Regions from separate parts of the Mus musculus genome. Here all the other regions are linked to region 1. Evidence: chromatin loops called from intact Hi-C (ENCODE). Cell type or tissue: left cerebral cortex. All regions are shown on one strand.

Evidence for each region. A loop is a pair of places that touch in the nucleus more often than their neighbours do. Peaks named below come from ENCODE experiments on the same cell type or tissue, not always from the same donor. Only the 100,000 strongest peaks of a DNase experiment are listed, where the experiment ranks them.
Region 2: it touches region 1 in a loop (2.5-fold over the local background); 3 of 42 quality-filtered maps call a loop at or near these places.
Region 3: a loop joins it to region 1, with 5 times the contacts of the local background. A loop is called at or near these places in 22 of 42 quality-filtered maps.
Region 4: it touches region 1 in a loop (2.6-fold over the local background); 18 of 42 quality-filtered maps call a loop at or near these places.
Region 5: a loop joins it to region 1, with 2.9 times the contacts of the local background. A loop is called at or near these places in 7 of 42 quality-filtered maps.
Region 6: a loop joins it to region 1, with 2.1 times the contacts of the local background. A loop is called at or near these places in 3 of 42 quality-filtered maps.

What each region holds. Positions count from the first base shown.
Region 1 is chr7:44,547,268-44,551,267 of GRCm38, reverse strand. Pold1 (polymerase (DNA directed), delta 1, catalytic subunit) reads left to right here and starts at 2,453. Exons shown (of 27, transcript NM_011131.3): 1 at 2,453-2,513. It overlaps Nr1h2 (nuclear receptor subfamily 1, group H, member 2), which reads left to right. Exons shown (of 10, transcript NM_001285517.1): 8 at 424-523; 9 at 760-968; 10 at 1,137-1,652. The coding sequence ends at 1,283. In left cerebral cortex, a CTCF peak has its summit at 2,260; a DNase peak (open chromatin) is centred at 2,360; H3K4me3 peaks cover 720 bases; H3K27ac peaks cover 476 bases.
Region 2 is chr7:44,260,484-44,264,483 of GRCm38, reverse strand. It overlaps Gm15517 (predicted gene 15517), which reads right to left and starts at 3,043. Exons shown (of 3, transcript NM_001384596.1): 1 at 2,950-3,043; 2 at 2,813-2,872; 3 at 2,593-2,695. The coding sequence starts at 2,964. The coding sequence ends at 2,684. It also overlaps a transcript of Acp4 not described here. In left cerebral cortex, a CTCF peak has its summit at 1,566; DNase peaks (open chromatin) are centred at 1,074 and 1,552; H3K4me3 peaks cover 638 bases.
Region 3 is chr7:44,500,082-44,504,081 of GRCm38, reverse strand. It overlaps Fam71e1 (family with sequence similarity 71, member E1), which reads right to left. Exons shown (of 5, transcript NM_028169.2): 4 at 3,644-3,932; 5 at 2,948-3,114. The coding sequence ends at 3,058. It overlaps Mybpc2 (myosin binding protein C, fast-type), which reads left to right. Exons shown (of 28, transcript NM_146189.3): 27 at 259-445; 28 at 2,240-2,383. The coding sequence ends at 2,250. Among named protein-coding and RNA genes, the nearest start is that of Fam71e1, 5.5 kb to the right of the region's middle. In left cerebral cortex, a CTCF peak has its summit at 2,194 (motif pointing left); a DNase peak (open chromatin) is centred at 2,183.
Region 4 is chr7:44,494,365-44,498,364 of GRCm38, reverse strand. It overlaps Emc10 (ER membrane protein complex subunit 10), which reads left to right and starts at 1,947. Exons shown (of 7, transcript NM_197991.3): 1 at 1,947-2,109; 2 at 3,485-3,557. The coding sequence starts at 1,996. Fam71e1 (family with sequence similarity 71, member E1) reads right to left here and starts at 1,770. Exons shown (of 5, transcript NM_028169.2): 1 at 1,635-1,770; 2 at 1,332-1,450; 3 at 732-862. The coding sequence starts at 1,677. In left cerebral cortex, a CTCF peak has its summit at 2,023; a DNase peak (open chromatin) is centred at 1,840; H3K4me3 peaks cover 2,735 bases; H3K27ac peaks cover 1,739 bases.
Region 5 is chr7:44,371,937-44,375,936 of GRCm38, reverse strand. It overlaps 1700008O03Rik (RIKEN cDNA 1700008O03 gene), which reads left to right and starts at 907. Exons shown (of 6, transcript NM_027049.1): 1 at 907-950; 2 at 1,413-1,614. The coding sequence starts at 1,548. It overlaps Gm39001 (a long non-coding RNA gene), which reads right to left and starts at 1,440. Exons shown (of 2, transcript XR_882056.2): 1 at 1,368-1,440; 2 at 34-413. In left cerebral cortex, a CTCF peak has its summit at 2,261; DNase peaks (open chromatin) are centred at 922, 1,433, 1,715 and 1,965; H3K4me3 peaks cover 2,138 bases; H3K27ac peaks cover 1,969 bases.
Region 6 is chr7:44,396,455-44,400,454 of GRCm38, reverse strand. It overlaps Syt3 (synaptotagmin III), which reads right to left. Exons shown (of 11, transcript NM_001114116.1): 10 at 1,302-1,369; 11 at 425-919. The coding sequence ends at 1,304. Among named protein-coding and RNA genes, the nearest start is that of Syt3, 14 kb to the right of the region's middle. In left cerebral cortex, a CTCF peak has its summit at 1,701 (motif pointing left); a DNase peak (open chromatin) is centred at 1,688.

The DNA.
Region 1 (4,000 bases):
GTCCTGACCCTTGTGGGGTGTAGTCAGCTGCAGGGTCCCATCCAACAAGGTATCTGGAGCCTCCAGAGAGCCAGCCAGGGAGAAAAGGGAAATGGGCTGAGGTAGAGAATAACGGAGGATATCAGATGGGCTGTTAAACAGGAAAATGACCCAAAGACTCCAAAGGAATGGATATTGGAGCCAAATCAAGGATAATGAAGTATTGAGAGTTAACTGTGTGCAGAGTTCTGAATGCTAAGAATTAAACCTCTAGCCTGGGCCTCACGGTAATGTGGGGTTAGTGGCCTTGGATGGGGCAGTGGGTGATAGAGTTGAAGGAAGGAAAGTTAAGAATGTCTTACCTGGCAGAAGGGTGGCAGCCTGCTGGTCTTGGCACATTTGACTCTGGGGCAGCTGAAGAGCCCTGTACCTTGTCACCTCCAGATCATGTTGCTAGAAACAGCCAGACGCTACAACCACGAGACAGAATGCATCACGTTCCTGAAGGACTTCACCTACAGCAAGGACGACTTCCACCGTGCAGGTCTGTGGAAGGCACTGACTTGGTCCTGGGGTTTCTGCCCCGTTGGCCCTCCAGGCCAGGCAGGCACTGGCAAGGAAAGATCATGTTTAGCGAGGCCAGATGCATCGTGTAAGAGGCACTCACAGGGTCTGTGTGGGGCGGAAGCCGGAGTAACTGTCACAGGCTGTCCTTCCTTCCCCTTTGAGTGCCCTGGGACCAGGGTCCGGTGTGAAGCTGGGCTGGGGCTGCTCTTGCAGGCTTGCAGGTGGAATTCATCAATCCCATCTTCGAGTTCTCGCGGGCCATGCGGCGGCTGGGCCTGGACGATGCAGAGTATGCCTTGCTTATCGCCATCAACATCTTCTCAGCCGATCGGCCTAATGTGCAGGAGCCCAGCCGTGTGGAGGCCCTGCAGCAGCCCTACGTGGAGGCGCTCCTCTCCTACACGAGGATCAAGCGCCCACAGGTACGGGAGCTGCCTGTTGTATATGAGCAGTCTCAGTATTGGGGTCCAGTGGCACATGTTGGGCACACTGAGCCTGGGGCCTGACCACTCAGGGTGCTGGCTTTCCAGACAAAGCTGGCTTTGCAGGACAGGGCCCCAGCAGGACCGACTTGCCTCCTCTCCCTGCAGGACCAGCTCCGCTTCCCACGCATGCTCATGAAGCTGGTGAGCCTGCGCACCCTCAGCTCCGTGCACTCGGAGCAGGTCTTTGCATTGCGACTCCAGGACAAGAAGCTGCCGCCCTTGCTGTCCGAGATCTGGGATGTGCACGAGTAGGGGCAGCCACAAGTGCCCCAGCCTTGGTGGTGTCTTCTTGAAGATGGACTCTTCACCTCTCCTCCTGGGGTGGGAGGACATTGTCACGGCCCAGTCCCTCGGGCTCAGCCTCAAACTCAGCGGCAGTTGGCACTAGAAGGCCCCACCCCACCCATTGAGTCTTCCAAGAGTGGTGAGGGTCACAGGTCCTAGCCTCTGACCGTTCCCAGCTGCCCTCCCACCCACGCTTACACCTCAGCCTACCACACCATGCACCTTGAGTGGAGAGAGGTTAGGGCAGGTGGCCCCCCACAGTTGGGAGACCACAGGCCCTCTCTTCTGCCCCTTTTATTTAATAAAAAAACAAAAATAAAGTTTGAGTACAAGCCATTCCTGAGCCCAGTGTGGAGAGGGTGGGCCATCTCTCTGCCCAGGTGACTGCGCTTGGTCTAGGTTCAGGCCACAGGGGTAGGGGTCGCTCCGCCGAAGACAGGTTATCTTCATACAGCATAGTTTGAGACACTAAGGCGGATGGAGGCCAGTGGAAAAGGAGAGGAACTTTAAGAGGAGGGTCTCAAAAGAACACTTCTTTTTTTTTTTTTTTTTTTTTTTAATTTTATTTATTTTATTATTATATGTAAGTACACTGTAGCTGTCTTCAGACACACCAGAAGAGGGCATCAGATCTCATTATGGGTGGTTGTGAGCCACCATGTGGTTGCTGGGATTTGAACTCCGGACCTTTGGAAGAGCAGTCGGGTGCTCTTACCCACTGAGCCATCTCACCAGCCCAAAAGAACACTTCTTAGGGCCAGGTTTTCAAAAGCTGAGGACTGCATCTGGCCATGAGTGTCATAAGTCAGGAAATGATTTGTGGGGCAACAGAAGTTATACAAGAACCTGGGCGTGTAGGGACTCTGAGGAAAACAGAAAAGAAGCTTGCTTCTAGCAAAGCATCAGGGTAGCATCCACTGTGGCAGTCTTCTAACGCTCCTGCAGTGGGCGCTCGGGGACCGCAGGCCAAACCCCTAAGAGCCAGGATGCTGGGGGCGTGTCCTTGTTCCGTTAGCGTCATGGGGCGGGGCCACTTGCGAGAGGCGTGGTTGTGGGTCCTCCAGAGTGGGACGTGGTTTGATCGCCCAAGCGGGCTAGGGGCGGGACCCAGCGGGCGCGCCGCAGCTCTGGGCCTGCGCGCAGAGGGTTCAGGGGTCACGGCGGCGTATCTTGTGGCGGGAAAAGCTGTTTGAGGCGGTAAGTAAGGAAGAAGAGTATGGGGCGCTCGGTCGCGCAGCTGACGCCTCGAGCAGAGTGCTCGCAGAATGTCTGCAGCTGGGGGAAGGATAGAGCAAGGCTGGCAATGCAAAGGACAGATCCCCTGGAGCTTAGGACCTGGGGTGCGCTGGACTGTCCGGGTGTGGGCTCAGCGGCGTGCACGCTAGCCAGGAGGGAGGGGCCGGAGGTGCAGGGCGTTGGTGCCTGTTCCGCTGTTCGAGAGACAAGGCGACGGTATCAGAAAGTCCAGCAAGAAGTAGGAATGAGCCGGGAATAGTGGCGCACTTTTATCCCCCGCACTCGTGAGGCAGAGACAAGCGGATCTCCGAGTTTGAGGCTAGTTTAGTTTACAGAGTGAGATCCAGGATAACCAGGGATACACAAGAGAAACCCTGCCTCAAAACCCCAAATTTTTTTTAAAAAGTAGGAATGGGAGGAAAAGTAATGCCTTAGAGCCTTTTCTTTTTTTCTTAGTGCGTGCGCTATGATGCGCACGTGGAGATCTGAGGACAACTTTGTGGCGTTGTCTCTTTCCGCTATGTGGATTCCCTAAGATCTAACTCAGGCTGTTCAGCTTGGCCAACAAGCTCAAATATCCATTCCGCTGTCACATCGGGCCCCATGTGATGCTTTATATACTAAATAGAACAAGCAAATTGATACTAGATGGGACAGTCTGCTTACCCAGTTTGGTGTTTGGTGGGGGAGGTGAGACATATCCCACAGTCCCAGAGCAACTGTCACTGCAGGGTCCCAGGGGAGGAGCCAGGTGTGAAGCTGGCAGTGTGTGAGGTACCCTGGGGAAAATGAATGGTTACTGTTTTAGTGTGCCACCATCACCACAGCGGGAGTGGGAGTGAAGACAGCTGTCCTGCAGGATGCTGCAGCTTCAGAGAGCATCCCTCTAGCGAGTGGGGCTTGCACCTGGGTCTGACTGTCCTGAGGGGAATGGGAACGTTGTGCCTCCAAGAACATCCCTGTCCGGGAAAAGGGGAGACTGAGGTGACAGAAGCAGTTTGTGGGAGTGGAGGAGCTTAAGGGGCCACCCCTCCAGGAGAGGTACAGGAATCCTTGGATCTGGCAGCCCTGGGAGAGGTGACATGAAACAATTGTTCAGCCTTTGGAGGCAGGAGGATGGCATGTTCTAAGCCTGCTAGGGCAGCTTGGTGAGATGATGTCTCAAAATGAATAAGAGAGCCAGGATGTAGTTAGTGGTACAGCCTAGAATCCCTCAGTGAGGGGTTGGGGTGGGACTCAGTATTGAGCCCTGCTGAGTTAAACCCCCAGACCTCTACTGGCTTTTGAGACTCAGGCTTTCTAGCTCAGACTTGGCTTTGAATTTGCCTTTGAGGCATACAGCTTGGATTATGGGTAATGGCAGATCCAGTATGGATTGGCTTATATCTGGGAGGTATGTTGTGAGTGACTTACTGGCGAAGCTACTGTTTGTCATAGCACCGCCTTCC
Region 2 (4,000 bases), 290 kb after region 1:
TAAATTTTTTTTTCTGTGCCTGTGCGCCGCAGGGGTGCAGTGCCCACGGAGGCACCAGAACCCCTGAAACAGAAGGTTTTGAGCTGTGGTGTGTTGCTGGGGATCCAACCCGGTCCTTTGGAAAAGCAGCCAGCCCTTAACCACTAGCCGTCTTTCCAGCCCTAAAACTGTTTCTTAATTCTAACTCTGCTTCACACTGGCTGGGTGCTTAGGAGTCCTCACTGCCTTTGCAGAGGACCTGAGTTTCGAGTTTCCGAGTGCCCATGTCTGGTGGTTTGCAGCTGCCTAGGACTCTCTAGCTCCAGGGAATCTAAACCCTCTTCTGGGTTCCATGAACACACACACACACACACACACACACACACACACACACACACACACGCACACATACGCAATTTAAAAGTAAAATAAGATCAAGGGGTGGTGGTTCACCCTTTTATTCTAGGACAGGCAGATGTCTGCGACTTCAAGGCCAATCTGGTCTTATATAGTGAGTTCCAGCTAACCTGACTCAGAAATAAGTCGATTAACTAAATTATAATCTTTAAAGCACATACTATAATCCTGGCATATAACAGGTATTTACTAGCCGGGTAGTGGTGGCGCATGCCTTTAATCCCAGCACTTGGGAGGCAGAGGCAGGTGGATTTCTGAGTTCGAGGCCAGCCTGGTCTACAGAGTGAGTTCCAGAACAGCCAGGGCTACACAGGGAAACACTGCCTCGAAAAACAAAAACAAGTATTTACTTTTAAAAATAAGCATAGTGATAATAATAATAAAAAAAAAATCCCATCTTTGTCTGAGTGAAGGTCTGTGAAAGAATTTCCCGGGCAGCAGAGCTACCCATTCGAAGCGCTCAGCTTCCTCACAAAAAGGAGCCGCCTCAGAACCCCAGCTGCCCATTCATAGCACCCTGGGGAACGTTCAGAGCAGAATCGATGCTCCGTCCCACCCCAAGCCCAGTGGTGGGAATTGACAAAGCCCTCAGTGGCTCTCCACAGCGCCGGCCCGAGACACATCCATCTCCGCTGGACTGCGGTTGAGAAAATGCCAAGTTGATAGCTCCCTGAGGACTCAGAAACCACATAAATGGTCAAGCCCTGGGGGAAGGAGGGATGTGGAGGGCGCAAAGGTTGACTTGGTTCCGCGGTTGAAAAACCGCTGACAGCCAAGCCCACCTGGAGAGTGAAGAGACGGGGTGAGGCAGGAAGGTTTGCTCCGGAAGCTTTCAATGGAGGACTCGCAGACTAGGGGTTGCAAAGGGCTCCTCAGCCCGCTCGGAGTGTGTGGCACAGCAGGTGAAAAGCCGTTAGGGTGCGGCTGCTCAGCCGTTTTTTTGAGTTACGGGGCTAAGGGTATAGCAGAAGGGCCTGGTGTGAGCCATGTGGGTAGGGAGGTGCAGGGAGGGAGAGGCCACTCTATTTACAGGAGGAGGTGGATGCTTGGGAAATACCTGGTTGAGAGCTCAGGCAGGAGTCTCAGTCTCCTGCCAATTAAAATCTAGGAAAATAGTCTGACACCGCCACCATGCGGCCATTTCTGGTTTTGCGTACAAGGAGTCCTTGCATTTGAGGACAAAGGGTGCTGTTACTGGCTCTGATCAACAGAGGGCGCGACCGCTAGTTCGTCTTGGTCTCAGTTTGCTTGTAACCCACTAAAATTGCGCGGATCTGAACTAAACGGATTTACAAATCTGTTCGTGATTGGAAATTTCTAGTCCTTTTCCCGAAGACCCAGAGCATACAAATGATTTTTCTTTTTTCACTTTGGGGAGGTTGGAGGAGGCAGGAAGGTTGGCGTGTGCTAACAGATCTCCTCTATTTTGGGGTTCTGGACACTTCTATTGGAAAGGGATTTGATGGCAGGTGATCACAGTTGAATAGGAGTTTGCTAAGACAAGAAAAAAATAAAAGGAAGAAATATTATCATTTTTTAAGATAACCAGGGAAGGAATTATATCCAGACTCTTTACACACAGTCGCAACATCTGCCCACACCTTTGATCTCTGGCAATCCTTAGTGTGGCCTTTCTTTAAACAGATTTTCACCTTTGCTGGGTAGGAGTGCTCAGAGAGACAGGTCTGAAGTCCTGAGCAAGCTGTTTAGTGCCAGATGGAGAATTGGGCCCTGGAAGTTCTTTTCTGTGCCCTGGCACTCACAGCTGAAATGCCCCTTAAATACTCATGTGACCTAAAGATTCCTACGCATTCTTCAAAACCCACTTCTCCCTCAGACCTAGGGGTCCAAGCTCCAGCACTCCTCCCACAGACATAGGACTCTAAGCCCAACCTCCTCCCACAGATGCAAGAGATCCAAGGCCCAGCCTCCTTCCACAGACTTGGAGGTCCAGGGCCCAGCCTCTTCCCACAGATTTTGAGATCCAGGACCCAGTCTCCTTTCTCAGACCCAGAGGTCCAGGACCCAGCTTCCTCCCTCAGATTCAGAGGTCCAGGGCCCAGCCTCCTCCCATAGACTTGGAGGGACAGGTCCCTAGCCTCCTCCCTGAGATCTAGGGACCAGGTCTCTCCTTTTCATCTTCCTGCTGAGATCCATGGTTGTGGGGAGCAGGGCTTAGGGAGCAGGGAGCCTTGGTCTGGTGCTGTTACATTTATTGGATCTCAGAGGCCAGCGCAATGGCAGAGCAGGCGGGGGCCAAGCTGGTGGAGTGGGGCGTCATGCCTTCTTACTGCTGAGCCTAGAGCAGAGATAGAAGTACAATGTAGACACGTGGCAGCTCAGGATAGTAAAAGCTCCAGGGCCAAATGAAGAGAGACAGGAGAGACAGAGCCCTCTCATCCCGCCTCCCCCTCACCTTGTTGAAGAAGTAGATGGAGGCTAGGATGGTGAACACGGCCATGGCCAAGGTCACATTCTGGGGGAGGAGGTCAGGAGTCAGCTCCCTCCCCTCCCTCCCCCCACCTCTGCCCCAGCCCCTTCACCTGTCCTCACTTCCTGCAAGTTCATAGCCATGGGTCCTAGCCGCACAGCACTTGGCCTCCCTCACCCAGACCTCGGAGTCAGACAGGAAAGAGGCTCCGAGAATGGGAGGGGGTTGTCGGGGAGACCAGAATGGTGACCATGGAGACCAGGGAAGGGCATTTTGGGTAGAAGAGACATTCACACTGGGGATTGGTGGGGAAGGGGATGTGGGTGTGTAATTCACTCATGGTACCTAAATCCAGCATGAAGACCTATGAGATTGGAGAGTACGGACCTGGATCTCCACACTGGGTTCTCTTTTCTTCCCTAGAGTGTGCTGGGGAGCCATGGGAGAGTTGTGAGCAGGGAAGGAACAGATTGGCTCTGGTATGTTGAGGCAGGAGAATGACTGAGGTATAAAGACGGGGTCCAGTGGTACAGGCAAAATGGCATCCTCGTGTCTGCCAGATGCAAGGGTGGGAACTAACAGTCAGGACTTAGCCTAGAATTTGGTCCCCCAGCTTGTGAAGGTGGCAGAATGTTCATCGTGGTGTGAAGCCTGGTGCTGGTAGGTGACAGCTTCTGAGCTCTGGACCACAGAGACAGCAGCAAGGCACTTTGACTGTGACCACTCAGTGTTCTTTGTAGGTTCCTGACTCCTCTTTATACCTTTAAAATGACTTTCCAGGTTATTAGAGGTACAGAGGAGAGGGGAGATACGTGTGTGTGTGTGTGTGTGTGTGTGTGCATGCACGCGTGTGCGTGTAACTGCCTCCACCTCCCACTGATGGCTACCAGCTGTGCATAGAGGGAATGCACCACTGGAGGGGCCCCACTCTTTGCAGTGATACCTCAGGCTGGACACTGAGAGGGGGACACACATGGTGAGAAGCCACTTAGGGTGATGCCAGTGTGGGCTTAATCCCAGCTCTGACGCCTGCCAGTGGAATGACCTTCGGTGACTCACAAAGATGTCTTCACCATTTTTTAAGTAATCCCCCACCCCCACCCCAGCAAAGGAGCTCAGGGGTGACTCAGTGGGTAAGTACTTAAGTGTGAGGACCTGAGTTTGATTCCCTAG
Region 3 (4,000 bases), 47 kb after region 1:
CCAGGGAAGGGTGGGACAGGCAGGAACTGCAGGGTTGGGAGAGGGAGCAGACAGTCCCAGGGCCCTGGGTGGGAAGTCATCATCGGGTCTGTCCCCAAAATAGCAGTGCCTGGAGCACAGGGAGGAAAGGTGGGAGGTGATGAGGAATAGTGGCCAACTGGGGTCCTCTGTCTCTCCTGTGTACCCATGCAGGTAGTGTCATGGTTTCTGTCCAGGACATCCCTTTAAGTCAGCTTTCTCCCTGGTTCCCTTCCCTAGCCAAAGGTGGTGTGGATGAAGAACAAGATGGAAATCCATGAAGATCCCAAATTCCTCATAACCAACTACCAGGGCATCCTGACACTGAACATCCGCCGACCGTCACCCTTTGATGCAGGGACCTATTCCTGCCGCGCCTTCAATGAGCTGGGGGAAGCCCTGGCTGAATGCAAACTGGATGTCCGAGGTGAGAAGGGAATGGTCCCACACTGACTGACCCTAATCCAGGGCCCCTGGCGAACCTACCCAGATGCCCCAGGCAAGAAGGCAATACAGGTCATGCAAAGGCCCTGGGGTTGGAGAGCACCAGCCCTAGCTTGTGCCCCACCTGCAATCCCTCCTCTGTCAAGCCTCCTCCTGTCCTTCGCCCCTGGAATCAGAGTTGAGCTAGCGCTCCCCTACTCGTCAAACTCCCCCACCATCACCACAGTCTTTCCAGCCTGGAATTCGGTGTCGCGTGTCTTGGTGGGACCACAGTGGTGTCGTGTGTCTTGGTGGGACTACAGTGGCTACATATGTCCCTACTCTTGGTCTCTGGCATATGCTGAACCATCTTCCAAGAAAACTTCCTCATCTCCTTTGCTGGATTCAGTCCCCAAGACATTGTGGAAGGAGGCAGATCAGGTGGCCCAGAGTACACATTAGCATGCCCCTGCTTGATCTGGAGACACTTGACAATGCTGATGTCCCTGGCCCTGAGACAGCTTAGCAAACAGGATCTTCAGCCCCTCAGGGACAGTTCTGGGAGCACCCCGCCTCCCCCTCCCACTGGCTGCATTCTGGAGTCAGGCTGAGCCACCCTCTATTCTGGGGTCTTCTTGTGGGTGACTAAGTCAGCTCAGATGCATCCTCACGGCAGACTCCCGCTGACTTCTGACAGCTGGCAGGTTCTCAGAGCATCCCCATTTGGGATTTAAAATGACTTTTAAACTGTCTGGGGTGTGCTGCACATCTGTCATTCCAGTACCCAAGAATGCTCAAGCTGATCTAGGAGATGTGAGTTTGAAGCCAACCTATGCTACAGAGTGAATTCTAAGTCAGCCTGAGTTACATAGTATGATCCCGTCAAAACATTATAAAGTGAAAAATCAAGGGCTAGAGAGATGACTCAGTGGTTAAGAGCACTGGCTGCTCTTCAAGAGGCCCCGAGTTCAGTTCCCAGGACTCCATGATGGCTCACAGCCATTGGTAGCACCAGTTCCAGGGGCTCCAAAGCCCCCTTTAGGCCCTGCACATGGAGAACATAAACACACACATAAAATAACTGATTAAATTTTAGAACAAGGGCTGAAGGGATGGCTCAGTGGTTAAGAATACTGGCTGCTCCTGTGGTCCTGAGTTCAATTCCCAGCAACCACAAGGTGGCTCACAGCCATCTTTAATGGAATCTGATGCCCTCTTCTAGGGTGTCTAAAGACAACTACAATGCACTCAACATAAAATAAATAAATTTAAAACATTAGAAACAATTTTAAAAACAAAAGGCCCGGCATGTCAAAGCACATCTGTAGCCATAGTTCTTAGGTGCTTGAGATATCAAGAGCCTCAACTATGTGGAATGTTGGATGCCATGAGACCCTTTCTCTTTCTGTGGGTCTGGAGACAGTGTTTGTCTAGCACAAAGCCTCGGCTCCATCCCCAGCACTCTGTAAGCTGGCCACAGTGGTGGATGACTGTCATCCCAGCATTGGGAAGGTGGAAGCAGGAGGACTAGCAGTTCAAGCTACATATTTGAGTTCAAGGATATCTGGGGTTACATGCAGCCCTGCTGAGGGAGGGAGGGAGGGAGGGAGGGAGGGAGAGAGAGAGAGAGAGAGAGAGAAAGAGAGAGAGAGAGAGAGAGAGAGAGAGAGAGAGGACCATGACTACACTGGTGTTTGCTGGATGGGAACTCTCTTGCTCCCTCTGCTGGCGGATTTTGGGTAGAGACATGGTGCAGTCCATCTTACCCTGCCTCACCCACCTCTCATTTCTCCTGCAGTGCCACAGTGACAGCTCATCACCTGCTAAATAAGTCATCAGAACCCGGACACCAGCGCTGCAACTCTTGGGATGGCAGTCATCTTTCCAGAATGATCACTGTGATAAAGAACTGTTGCTCAAATTATCATGTGTCCATCTTTCCAGAGTCTGTAGTTCTTGTCCCCTTGTGGGTGGGGTTAGTCATTGCGGTCACCATCTTGGAAGACAGCGTCTGCTGGGGGAACTGCTTGTCATGGCATTTACAAGAGTCAAAGGTGGAGCTCATGCCCTGTGGCCTAAACTCTCTTGAACATTACCTACAGAGAGGAGGACACAGGCCTGTCACCACCCACAAAGGACAGCCAAGACAGGTCTGGGTACAGCTGTCATTTTAGCTATCTGGAAGGCTGAGGCAGAGGTAGAAAGGGCAGAGACGTCTTGGGCAATTAAATGATACCCTGCATTAAAATAAAAAGTGAAAAGAGAGCTCAGGGACTCAGTGGTAGAGCCCCTGTCTAGACCATAGTGAGGGGATGGGGTGTGGCTGAGGGTGGGGTCTTCCTTAGAAGGTGGAGGCTCTGGATGTCACCTCCAGCGGAGGGAAAAAAGGGAAGCCAATTGGAAAACCCTTGCATATCAAGGCACCAAAGGCAGAGAGGCCTAGAGGAAGCCCTGGAGGCAGCCTGTTGCCTTGGTGATTGTCACATAAAGAACCAGGGCTTCAGTGTAGGTTTTAAGAGCCTGATCTTTATTAAGTTTAAAATTCCATCTCTCTGGCTCTGAGCTGAGCTGACTTGATTTCTGGTCCTTTGGCGATCTGGAAGGATCTTGTCTGAGTCAGAGCCCCCAGAGTTCTGAGACCTGCGGGTCGAGTCTGGCCTCTGTGGCTTGAAACTAAGAAGAGTGTACATCTGAGAGCCTGACCAGCATGAGGGTCTGGGTTTGAGAGAGGTGGGCCTGTGGGCGTCTTGGGAAGAGGCCTCACCTTCCACAACTGTCATCCTCAGTTCCCCTTTCAGGGAACTGGACATGTACGGCCAGCTGTAGCCCACCCCTTCAGTGAGACGGTTTCTCTCCCTAGAACCCACTTGGTGCCAAGAACCCACTTGGTGCCAGGCAAAGGCTGGGAGATGGCTGTGTGGTTTCTTTTAGGGCACCTGGGCTAACAATATCAGCCACACAGTCCCTAGTCTGCTGCAGACCCTGTAGCCTTTTCCTTAGAACCCCTAAGAAGATGGAAGAAGGGAGGAGTTCCTTTCTCCTTAGGCCTAGAGATCCAGGACTGGTTTTCCTTCCTCAGACCCAGAGGTCTAGGCCCCAGCCCTCCTCCCTCAGACCCAGGGGTCCAGGCCCCAGCAGGCCTACCTGGTCCCTTTCCATCCTTCCTGGCCCAACATCCCTGGGCTCGAGGTCCCGCCCTCACCTCCGGGGGTTGCAACTGCCCCTCCTTGACTTCCTCCTCCTCCTCCTCCTCCTCCTCCTCCTCCTCTTCCTCAGGCGCAGTGTCCTCGTGCGTGAAGGGCACTGCGCAGGTGGGCGAGTGGAATCGCAGGCGGTAGAGCAGCCGCACCCAGCGGCCAAACTCGCAGTCGCGGGTCTCTGGAGGAGAGCGCAGTTGCAAGTAGAAGGCGCGGCCAGTTCGGAACTTGACCTTGAGCTGCTGGCGGCTCTCATCATGCACAAACAACTGCACAAATTGCAAGGGAAACAGCCTGAAGAGAGAAGGGGAGGCTCAGTCATGGTCTAGTCCATGTCACCATCGCTGTGGACTCCCACTACT
Region 4 (4,000 bases), 53 kb after region 1:
TCTACTGACCAGGTCTCTCTCTCTCTCTCTCTCTCTCTCTCTCTCTCACACACACACACACACACACACACACACACTCAGAGCCCCTTTTTACTTTTTTAAGACAGGGCCTCACTAAGTTGTCCAGGTTGCCACTTTCAAAGCTCAATTTGGCCTTGAACCTGCAATCCTGTTTCAGCTGCTCAAGTCTTGGGATGACAGGCCTGTACTATTAGGCTTGGCTTTTTTCTATTTTCTCCCTGTCTTTCGTGAACTGAGATAGGATGAGAAAGGATTCAGGTCTCCAAAAATACCACAGTATGTACATGTCCTGTAAGCGTGTACACGTTTCCTGCATGCAGCTGAGGCAGGGCAAGGCCTAGGCTGGGGGAAGGGGTGTTCTGTTCTATGTGAGGTTTGTACTTGGTGGTATTGATTTTCACAAGTTTTCAGGAAGAGGGGCAGAGTGGACAGTGGACTGTGGGACCCTGGGCCGTGGGCCCAGTCTTTGAGCTTTACTTTATCTCTCTGGGACAGAGTACCTGGAAAGCAGAAAGCACTGTGTAAACAGCCACCATCCTGACCCTGTGATGCCACTGAGGGCTGTCCTCCCTCATCTCGCCTGACTTCTGACCTCTGTGAAGTGCCCTGCCATTTTTCTTAGTGAAGAGGTTTGGTGGTGATCTTGGTCCCTGGGTGGCAAAATGGCGGCAGGGAGGTTGGAGGAAGTTGGGACTTAGAGGGGCAGTCACCCGAGGAGCTGCAGGTGTCCATTCTCCTTGTCAGGGCCGGCCAGCAGCAGCAGGTCTGGCAGCTCCAGGGCAGGACTAGAGGCTGCCACCCCCATGGTGACCTTGTTGGCGACTTCTCCAAACCGGGTCACCTGGGGCCAAAGGTTAAGAGGATCGATAGATGGAGAACAGAACTCAACAGGAATCTGATTGGGTCTTGGGGATCTTGACAGAGTGAAAGGTCATGAACTAGGGGAGATGAACAGTAGGTTAGGGATTGGGAATGTGGCTCAGAATATAAGCACACATGCCTAGAATCCCCCGGTGCAGGGCTAGGGTGTGACTAAGGGGTAGAGCTCCTGCTGAATAACGAGTGAAGCCCAGAGTACCAGCCATATTACCTCTAAAAAGGAAAAAAAAAAAAAAAAAAAGGCTTGTGGGCCAAAGATTTTAGGATTAAAGGACAAGAACCATATGTGTACAGTCAAGGAAACTGAGACAAAGGCTTCTGAAGACACAAAAAGCCCAGCGGGCTCAGAGGTGATGTGGATCACTTGGAAAGAACGACAAATGATGGGGGAGATCCGTACATCAACGGGTCGGAGGTCCGGGGCTCCACACCTGCACGAAGTTGCTTTCAAAGATGGGAAAGTCGCGCAGCTGGTCGAACTCGCCGCTCAGGAGGTGGCGTTGGAGGCGCCCAGGGCGGCACGGGGCGTAGGCTGGAGCCAGGGGGCGGTCTGCAGGGGCGAAGCGCGAGCATCCATCCCAGGATGCCAGGTACATGAACTCTGACCGAGGGCGCATGCGGGGCAGCGGCCTCCGCATTGCTGGTCCCATACCTTCCCCGGCTCCCTCTCTAGGGCCAACCCCTCCAGGCAGAAGTCCTTTTGTCACCTTCCATCCCCTCAGAACTGGTCTCACCTGCTCCGCCCCGAGCGGCCTTAAGATCTCGACCGCCCTTCATCGCCACGCCCCGGCCCTGGGGAGGAACGCCGAGTGAAGCCTGGGACAGACAGATAAAGGGTGGGGCCTAGAGCTTGTGACTTTACAATAGGGTGCCCGGCGTTCCGTGACGTCAACGACGTCACTTCTCTCCCAGGTGGTGTCACCGGGAACGTGAGCCCTAGAGACCCGGATGGAGAAATGGCCGCCCTGACTGCGGGAGCAGGCGGACGGGCGCTAGTGCGCAGGCGCGGCGTGCGGCGCAGGCGCGTGAGCCTCAGGATGAACCCTGTGTTTCCTAGCGGGCTGTATGGCTCTCGGTTTTTCTCAACGCTCCCGTATGGTGGCCGCGGGTGCCGGGGTGACCCGGCTGCTAGTGCTCTTGCTGATGGTAGCCGCGGCTCCTAGCAGAGCCCGAGGCAGCGGCTGCCGGGTCGGGGCCTCCGCGCGTGGGGTGAGTGCTAGTGGCCGGGGCGGGGCGGCCTCCTGTGGGCGCTAGATGGACCCCATCATGAATATTCATGAGAGGATGTGGTTTGCTCGGAACCTGAGCTGCGTGGAGTAGTGGTAGCTAGCCTCTCATCTCCGTGCTTGGGAGGCTGAGGCTGGAGGATCAAGGAGTTTGAGGCTAGCTTGGATTGCTTGAGATTGTCTCAAAAATACAAAAATGGGGGTGTGATGGTGCACGCTTTCAATACCCCTATTCGGGAGGCAGAGACAGGTGAATTTCTGAGTTCGAGGCCAGCCTAGGACAAAGGGAGTTCTAGGCCAACCAGGGCTACACAGTGAGACCCTGACTCAATAAGTAATTAATAAAGATATGGCAAGGAAGCAGTGCTCTAGTGCTAGGGTTGGAATCATGTTTCTGAATATGCACGAAGAAGTCAGGTCCTTCAGGAGCCAGAGTGCTGTAGGATGCCTGGCTAGGAGAAGCTTGAAATTAAGACATCTAAGGCTTAGGCCTGGGTGTGGGGTGCAAGGTCACCTTGGGCTACCTAAGGTCCTGTTTCAAAAAAACCCCAAAAATAGGGTGCTGGAGAAATGAGGGCCAAGAGAACTGACTGCTTTTCTGGAGTACCTGGGTTTGCTTTCTGGCACCTACCTAGAGGCTCACGACTGTCTGCTAACTTCAGTTTTTGGGGATTGCACATTCTCTTCTGGCACACCAGGTACCAGGCATGCACACAGGGCACATAGGTACATGCAGCAGATATCCATACACAAAATTAAAAAAAGAAAAATTACAAAGAAATTAAGCTGATGGTGGTGGTGCTCATGTGTAACCCCAAGCGCTCAGCAGACGTAGGCAGGAGGATCATCTCCGGTCTGGATCAGGGAGTGATTTAGTGGGACTCTGCTTCAGAACCGTGGGAAAGAAAGTGTGGATCTAGGATGTGCCAGAGAGAAGTGGGCTTCTTGCCAATGTGAATGGTCAGAGTATTAGCATGTGCAAAGGAAGTGAACTCGTGAATGAAAACCTGAATGACCTGGGGTGGGGGGCAGAGCAAGGTGGTATTTACCTGTAGTAGCAGCACGAAGAGGTGGAGGCAGAAGAATTGTGAATCAGAGGTTAGCTCGGGCTGTGCACTGAGACTCTCAAAACCAAAAAAACCAACAAAAAGATAACGACCCGGGCATTGGACATGAGAATAACAAGCTTTTAGAGTTTTCTTTGGGCTATGGAAATGGACTGTGTCATGAGAGGCAGTCCTGGGCAGAGCACCTGTGATTGGATGTGAGCATGCAGCTACGGCCTGTCCTTCAGCCTGTCCTTCTGCCCCGCCCAGAGCGTGAGTGGTTCTTACTTGGGGTCCTTGTCTCCCTTGCAGACCGGGGCCGATGGCCGTGAAGCTGAGGGCTGTGGCACCGTGGCTTTGCTGCTGGAGCATTCATTTGAGCTCGGTGAGATCAGTGTGTCTTCAGCCTTACGCCTGCCCTTTGGTGGCGAGGGCGGAAAGCACAGACAGGAGAGGACTTGTCTTTAGATGCCCCATGCCTGTGGCTTCAAGGTTTCAAGGGTTTAGTGCTTGTCAGTGTGCCCAAGGGCCTGGGTTGCATTTCTGCTAATGAAGATTATAAACATACACATATACATATATATGCATATGTAAATATATACACATGCACCACATGTACACTCCACACATATACTGATTCATACATATGTATGCATATGTACATGCATATGTACATGTGTGATGGGTAAAGAAACTATTTCATGCCAGGCAGCCTTCTTGGTACCCACTAGCCATTTGTCATTCATTCCAGTGCCTGGAAGATAGGTTCTTAGTAACACCCATCCAAAAATGTACAGCTGTGACCATCTTCTTATTATGATATGGTTA
Region 5 (4,000 bases), 180 kb after region 1:
AAATGTTGGAAATCATGGTTACAGAAGACTGAATGAGACCATTGAAGTGTATGAGCTTTTTAAGTGGCCAGTAACAGCCAGGCATAGCGGGGCACAACTTTAATTTCAGCACTAAGGAAGCAGAGGGGGCCAACTGTATGTAGGCCAGCCTGGTCTGCATAGTAAGTTCAAGGGGGGTGGGGTGGGGGTGCGGGTACATAGTGAGCACTGTGTTGAAAAAACACTAAAAACCAATCCCCCTCCCCAAAGCAAAACAACCAATCAAAACCAGCTAAATTGATCAAAGTTTAGGTTTCTCAATTTCTAACAAAAAATTGAGAGCTTCAGGCACAGCTGGATCCAGCCAGGCGGTCTTTCCTTCATCTTTGCCTTCTGGCAAGTTCCGAATCTACAAGGTAACACCGTGGCGACGCCTGCCCTTAAAGAAAGAGAAAGAGACTCCTAGCTGTGCTCCAGAATCGGGACTGATTTGTAAATTAGCTCAGAAAGCCACAGTGACAACAAAGACCACCTGGGAAGGGAGCTTGGGGACTCTATTGTCAGAAGGGGCGTGGTGACACATTCCTAACATTTCTGACTCTGGAAGGCAAGGGCCTGCCTGGATAAGGGACTGAGTTCAAGACCAGACCGGGATACATAGGCAGTTATTAAGAGGGAGAAACAGGCTACAAAAAGTGAGCCTGTGGATGCATAGACGAGACAGCTAAAGGGTTTTACAGCCTCCTCGCCTCACAGGTCCGAACTCACAAAGGATAGTCTACCCGGCACCTGCCTGCAGAAAGCCCCCAAGCCTGGCACCCAATGACACTTTTCTCACGTTCAGGAATAAGAGCCCCAGCCTTGCTCTCACATTGGGCACCATGGTAACCAGACCCTGCCTACCGTCCCCTCCCCCCTAGAGAACTCAGTTTCTGTTTGTCTCCAGGAGTCTAGCCGGTGCTGAGCAGAGGGCAAGTGGGCTCAGAGAGGGGAAGAGAGAAGGGCGAGGTGGTGGGAGTGGAAGCTGAAGCAGCTATGGAAGAGAGACTGAGGAATGGGCCTGGGAGAAGGGGAACGGGAAATAGGGAGGCTCAGAGAGGGTGACAAGATTGGTGAAGGACTGCAATGAGGAGGGGGCAATCCAGGGGGCTGGGGAGGTGCTGGGGAAGCTGATGGAGAAAAAGACCAGGGAGGTGGGACAGAGGGCAGAGACTTCTGGGAGAAATGTGGAGGACAACTGGGAAAGGGGGTTTAGAGGGAGGCAGACAGAGAATTGTGAAAACCGGGGACAGGGATGGTTCAGGAGGGCTGAAGAAAGAGAAGCCATGAGACAGGAAGAGATGGAGACGGAAGTAGAGTTGCAGGGAAACAGGAGGTGGGGCGCACACCGAGTCCCGGAGGTTAGGGGAAAGCGTGTGTCCTTGTGGTCTCAGCCTTCCAGTTCCGTGTTTGTCCCTCGTGGTTTCAAAGAGCAAGAAGCAGAAGTCCAGGAAAAGAGCTGCGCTGTGTGGCCCAGTGCGAGCATCTCGCCCCATCTTTCTGGACTTCCCCAGACCCGCTTCTCCAGGATGCAGCCAGAGGTGGAGCCTTTAATCTCCCCCAACCTGGGCGCCCCTGGCTCACACAGGGAGACAGGTGAGCAGGTCTGGGGGCCGGCGAACCGGCATTCCCACACTGTTGGTCCTCGAGCCTAGAACTACATTTCCCAGGAGCCCCTGCCTTTCTCTGGCTGATACTCTGGGTACAGAACTGCATTGCCCTTGGGGGTTCTGCAAGTCTCTGGCCAGTGTGGGAAGCCTCAAACCACATCTCTCAGAAGCTGTTGCAGTCCCCCTGCTAATAATTCTCTGAGCTCATACTACTTTTCCCAAGAGGCTCCCTTGCCAATATTCTGAAATCAAAACTACATTTCCCAGAAGGCCTTGCAGATCTCTAGCAAAGACTCTGCGGGTCCCTGGTCAGTATTCTGGGTCCAGAACTACATTTCCCACCAGCCTCTGCAGTTACCGGGCTCATTAATAATCTTTTAACAAGAAGTGCTGCAGCTATCTGAACGTAACTTCTGGGCCCCAAACTACATATCCCATGAGACACTTGCAGTTCCCTAGCCAACACTCAGATTTAGAACTCTGTTCCCCTCACCCTCTGCAGTTCCCTGGCACATACCCTCGGTTTACAAAGAATTTACCATGAAATGCTGCAGTGTCGTTCCCCCCTCCTCCGCCCCCCGCTAATATTTCTGGGCCCAGAACTGCAGTTCCCATGAACCTCCTGGGCTTCAACAACGCTTCTGAGTCTATTTTCCCTAGATACCTTCACTCCTTGGTCTTGCACAGTAGTTCAACGTCTTCCTGTCCTCAATCCCTGGTTCTTATTTTCAGATAGCCCCACCTCCAACCCAGATGCAGAACTAAACCCTAGGTGCCAATCTTCCACCACAGCCCCACTCAGAGCCCCGACCCCACCCCCCAGCCCTGTCTTACTTTCTTTGCCCATAGTTGAGTTTGCCACAGGGACTTTGCCTCCCCATCATTAAGTCTTTCTGCTTCACCTGGGCACAACCTGGTTCCAGGGAGTCTTCCTAACACGCAGCTAGACTATAGCTGTCTCTTGCTCACGTCAGCCCCAGGCTTGCAGCCCTTTCCAGCACAGCTCACTTCCCAAATGCTGAGTTGATGTCATCCCAAGAAGATTCTGCATGGCTGTAAGTAACAGAAATGTGAACTCTGTAAAAGTAGAAATGGCATTTGTTCTATACAAAAAGTACAGAGAGATTAAAGTCAGGGACACCACTAGGGAGCCAGTTTCTTTCATCTCTCAGAGTTTTGATTTGAGACACATTTCCTTGGCATAGCACATAACTTTGGCTTGCTATTACCTCACGGTCACAAAGCAGCTACTACAATTCCAACCATTCTCTCCAGAAGTCTTCATTCTGAGGGCTCCCTAGATGTCTTCTCCTGCCACTTCAGCTGCAAACACTAAGCTGCCCACTTGGCCGACCGAGTAAGAGGAAACAAGATGACCTTATTCTTCTGCACAGGGGTTTCCAGCTCTAGCCGAGGCCCATTTAACAAGAAGCTTTACCACTGGGGCTCAGGCGGTCCTAGTTTTTTGGATGCTTACCTGGTGGAGATAATGAACCGGAGCTGGAACATTTCGGTATAAGCCTAATGACTATTTCTGAGTACCTGGGAAGAGAACTATAAACCTCAAGACCCCATGTGGTCACCTTCCTCCACCTAGACCCTCACCTCCACAACAGCCCACCGTCTTCAAAACTGGGTATCATTCGTTCAAATGTGAACCAGTAGGGACTTTTCACATCCAAACTACAAAATGTAGCAAACTCCTACAGTCTTTAAGTCTCACTGTAACCTACACCTCCTCAGGGAGGCATTCTGGGATTGCCTGGGGGGAGAATTTCCTCTGCCATTCTAAACTGGGAGTTCTCAGGACAGAGTGGCTATTAGTCATTTGGCTAATAATCTTTTTAAGTTTTCCGGTGAAAGGGTGTTCTCCATTGTCCTCCAAGACACACAGGAAGCACAGAGATGCTATTGAGGAGTGAAATTCTTTTTTTTTTTTTTTTTTTTTTTTGGTTTTTCGAGACAGGGTTTCTCTGTATAGCCCTGGTTGTCTTGGAACTCACTCTGTAGACCAGGCTGGCCTCGAACTCAGAAATCCACCTGCCTCTGCCTCTCAAGTGCTGGGATTAAAGGCGTGTGCCACCACCGCTGAGTGAGGAGTGAAATTCTTGCATCAAGTGAATTAGTAAATACTTTATTTTCCCCCAGTTTTGGGATCAAACCTAAAGATTTGTGGTGTCAGACAGGGGCTCTAACACTGACATGATCCTAGTCCTTCACGGGTGGATTCTAGGCAGGTGCTCTACCACTGAGCCACACTCCACCTTCTCACTGGGTATTGTGGTTTGAATAAGAGTAGCTTCTAGAAGCTCATGTATTTGACTGCTTTGTCACTAAGGAGTGGATCTGGTCTTGTTGAAGGATCTATGTCT
Region 6 (4,000 bases), 150 kb after region 1:
TCACTTTCCCAGAATGCTTTGCAACCCGGAGTTAAGTTCAGCTAGGTTTGGGCAGTTGCAGAAGTTGTGAAATTCTTAAGGACAAGATAGTTGCATAAGGGAGGCCTCTGTCTGAGATAACTGCTTGGATGTCATTGCATAAGAACATGCCACCTGGACCTGGGGTAGACAGCCTATACTCTGGAGAGGAAGGCCAAGCCAGCCTCCAAGCTGCCCATCACCTAGGATGGTCTGTCTCTGGAAGGATTTTTAGAAGCACACGAGAAATTTCTGTCACTTCATCTAATTTCAGTTGGAAATCCTGTTGTGGTTTCCATCCGTAATTATCATTTAGAGGCTAAGGCTTGGAGAAATCACTTAGTGGCCTAGTCACACACACTCTCAGGATCCAGCACACCTCCTGGCCCCAGGGAGACAGGTGGGATGAGACTCACAGAGTGTGTTTATTTCTGGTGATGATAGCAGCGGCAGAGGGGGGATTGGCCAGACGCAGATGGAGGGACAGAAGGGGTGGACACTGGAGGGTGTGTCTGTTCAGGGGACATCAAGGATTGGTCTGTCGACATTCACAGTGAGGACACAGGCCAGAACAGCAAGACTTGGACAACAGCAAAGAGACAGACAGATAGACAGACAGAGGGCTGGGGGCAGGGGTCCCCAGACATGCATGGCCCCTTGCCTCTAGGGGGAACTCTGGGGATAAGAAGAGAGACAATGGAGGCCGAGGACCTCCCACCCTGAAACAGGGAGCTGGGCCTGCTGCCTCCTAGCCTCACACCTCCAGGAGAAGGAGGGGTAGGTCCAGGCAGCCCCGCACCAGCCGCTCGGACATTATGGCTTCGAGGAGATGAGTTCACAGTCCGGGCAGGAAGGGATGGGTCCTGAGGGTGCCTGGTCCAACCCCAGGCCTTGACCAGACCTAAAAATTGAAGAGGAGAGACCTGAGAGGGTAGGATGCAACCATGTGCTGTATCAGCACCATGGAGGGAGCCTAACACTTCTCCCTCAGGCACAATCCCCTCCCTCAGACTCAGCTCCCCTCCCTCGGGCCCAGCCCTCCTCCCTCAGGCCTAGCTTCCCTCCCTCAGGCCTAGCTTCCCTCCCTCAGGCCTAGCGTCCCTCCCTCGGGCCTAGCCCCCCTCCCTCAGGCCTAGCTTCCCTCCCTCGGGCCTAGCCCCCCTCCCTCAGGCCTAGCTTCCCTCCCTCAGGCCCAGCCCCCATCCCTCAGATCCAGGGGTCCAGGCCCAGTGGTCCTCCTCCAGTCAGAGCTCAGAGGTGTACCTGCCTCCTCTGTGTCTTACCCTCACTCTGAATTCTCTTTCTCTGACAATCCTTTGCCACCCTTTGTGAAGCTGCTCAGAGTCTTCTCCTGGAATTGGGGGTGAAAGAGAACAACCTCCTTACCCAGCAGGATTCGTCTGTCCCACTCTGTAAGCTGTCTTAGTTCCCAGGGGGGGGTTGGGAAATGGCATCACCATCCATTCTACCAGTGGGAAAACTGAGGCCTGAAAGATAACAATCTAAAAACTCAAGGAAGACAGGGTCATGGAAAGGGGCCATAAGGCAGGTCCGGGCCTCAGGAGGTACTGGGGAGCCACAGAGGGCTGGGCTGTCTAGGTAGAGGTTGTCAGGCTGTCAGGCTGTGGCCACACTCAGCACCTTGGGCTGAAACCCCGCCCTCCAGCGAAGGTCTCCATCCTGCAGTGTCACCTAGTGGTGGCAGTGTGGCTCACTGGAAGTTTACAGAGAAGTAGAGTGTGTGAGGTCATTGCAACAGTGAATGCCCAGGAAGACACAGCTTCTGTCCTCACAGAAGGAAGGGTTCCATCTTTCAGGATCTCAGCTCTGAGCTCTGGGTCTGGCTGTTCAGCCTGGTGGATGTGTGTGTGTGGCGGGGGTGGTGAGGGAGGGGGGTTGGGGGGGTGGATGTGTGTGTGTGGCGGGGGTGGTTGGGGGGTGGATGTGTGTGTGTGGCAGGGGTGGGGGGGTTGGGGGGGTGGATGTGTGTGTGTGGCGGGGGTGGTTGGGGGGGTGGATGTGTGTGTGTGGCAGGGGGTAGGGGGGTTGGGGGGTGGATGTGTGTGTGTGGGGGGGGTGGTGGTGGGGTTGGGGGTGTGTGTGTGTGTGTGTGGCGGAGGGTGGTGGTGGGGTGGGGGGGTGGATGTGTGTGTGGCGGGGGTGGTGGTGGTGGGGTGGTGGAGGATACAAGTCTCAACAGAGAGAAGAATTGATTTGGGGTTAGCCTAAGCCTCAGGGTTTAGGGTTAGGCTCAGACTCAGGGTTAGGGTTAGCCTCAGACTCAAACCAAGATTTAGGTTTAGCCTCAGAGTCAGACTCAGACTTGGATAAAAGGTTAGCCTCAGACTTAGACTCACTCATTCCATAGCCCAGTCTGACTTGGAACTCACTCTGTAGTTCAGGCTGACTTAAAATTCAAGGGGGACTCCCTGTCTCGACCTCCCAAGAGGTCTTAAAGGTGTGAGACAGGCACTGGGTTTATGCACTGTTCAAGGGTAAATTTTCCTTAGAAGATCAAAGTGATAGAAAACTACCAAGAAACAAAAATTAAGCTACTGAAATCTACATTATTCTAAACAGAACTTACAGTAATTTGACTTTTCTTGGCTTCAATGGAAGCAAAGTTGTCAATATTTTCCAAGTGGATGTCTTTGCAGAGAAAATGGCCACCTTTGACAGTGGACCCAAAAGTGTGTATGTGTGTGTGTGTGTGTGTATACGTGTACATGGTGTATACACATGTATCTTGTGTGTGGTGTATACATGTGTGTACTGTATGTGTGGTGTGTACATGTGTGTGCTGTATGTGTGGTGTGTACATGTGTGTGCTGTATTGTGGTGTGTACATGTGTGTGCTGTATATGTGTGTACTGTATGTGTGGTGTGTACATGTGTGTGCTGTATGTGTAGTGTGTACATGTGTGTACTGTATGTGTGGTGTGTAGGTGCCCACATCTATGTGCATGCATGCCTATGCACATACGGAGGCCAGAGCAGGATGTGGGTCCTCTATTGCTGCTCTCTCACCTATTGCCTTGAGACAGGGTCTCTCCCTGAACCAGAACCTCACCACTGGAGCCCCAGGACTTGGCGGTCCCTTCCCCTCAACACTGTGGTTACAGGCAGGGCAGCCATAGGGCCCGGGGATGCAGGCTCAGGACCCCCTGCGTGCATGGCAAAGGCTCTTACTCACTGCATGTCTCCCCAGTCCCACTTTGTGTTTTGAGACCAAGTCTATCACTAGAATCTGGGGCTCATCAATTAGCCTATGCTGGCTGGCCCGTGAATCCCAGGGTTTCTTCTATCTCTGCCTCCTCCCCGCTGGGTTTTTAGGGAGTGACTCCAGACCTGACTTTTGCCTTCATTCTAGGAATTTAAGCACCATGGTCCTCACACTTGCACAGCAAGTACTGACTAAGCCATCTCTCCAGCCCCAAGAGGCTATTTTAAACAGCTCTCGCAAGGCTGAGAAGTGGTTGCACAGCTTCTAAATAAAAAAATGGCCACTGGGTGGGTCTGGAGAGGTTAATAAAAGGTTAAGAGCACTGGCTGCTCTTCCAGAGAACCTAGGTTCTGCTTCCAGCACCCACATGGTAGCTCACATCCATCTGTAAGTCTGAGTCCAGGGGATCTGGCACCCTGTTGTTCTGGCTTCTGCAGGCACTGCACGCAAATAGTTTGCAGACACACAGCAAGCAAAACACTCATACACATAAATTACACTCTTTCTAAAAGTGACCACAGCTGCCCAGTCTCCCCAGCCTGGGTCCCCTTCTTACCTTGCCCCCCTGAACCTCCTTCTAAGCCTCTCCCCAATGCCCTCTCTTCCAGAATGCTCTCCCAGGGCCTGTACAGAGGCCTTCTACCTCAAAAGACTCAGACCACAGCCCCTAGGCAAGAAACCAGCACGCAGTGGTCTTTGCAATGGACACTACCCTGTGACATTTTGTTACATTGTCTTTTGAATGTGTGACTGTTGTGA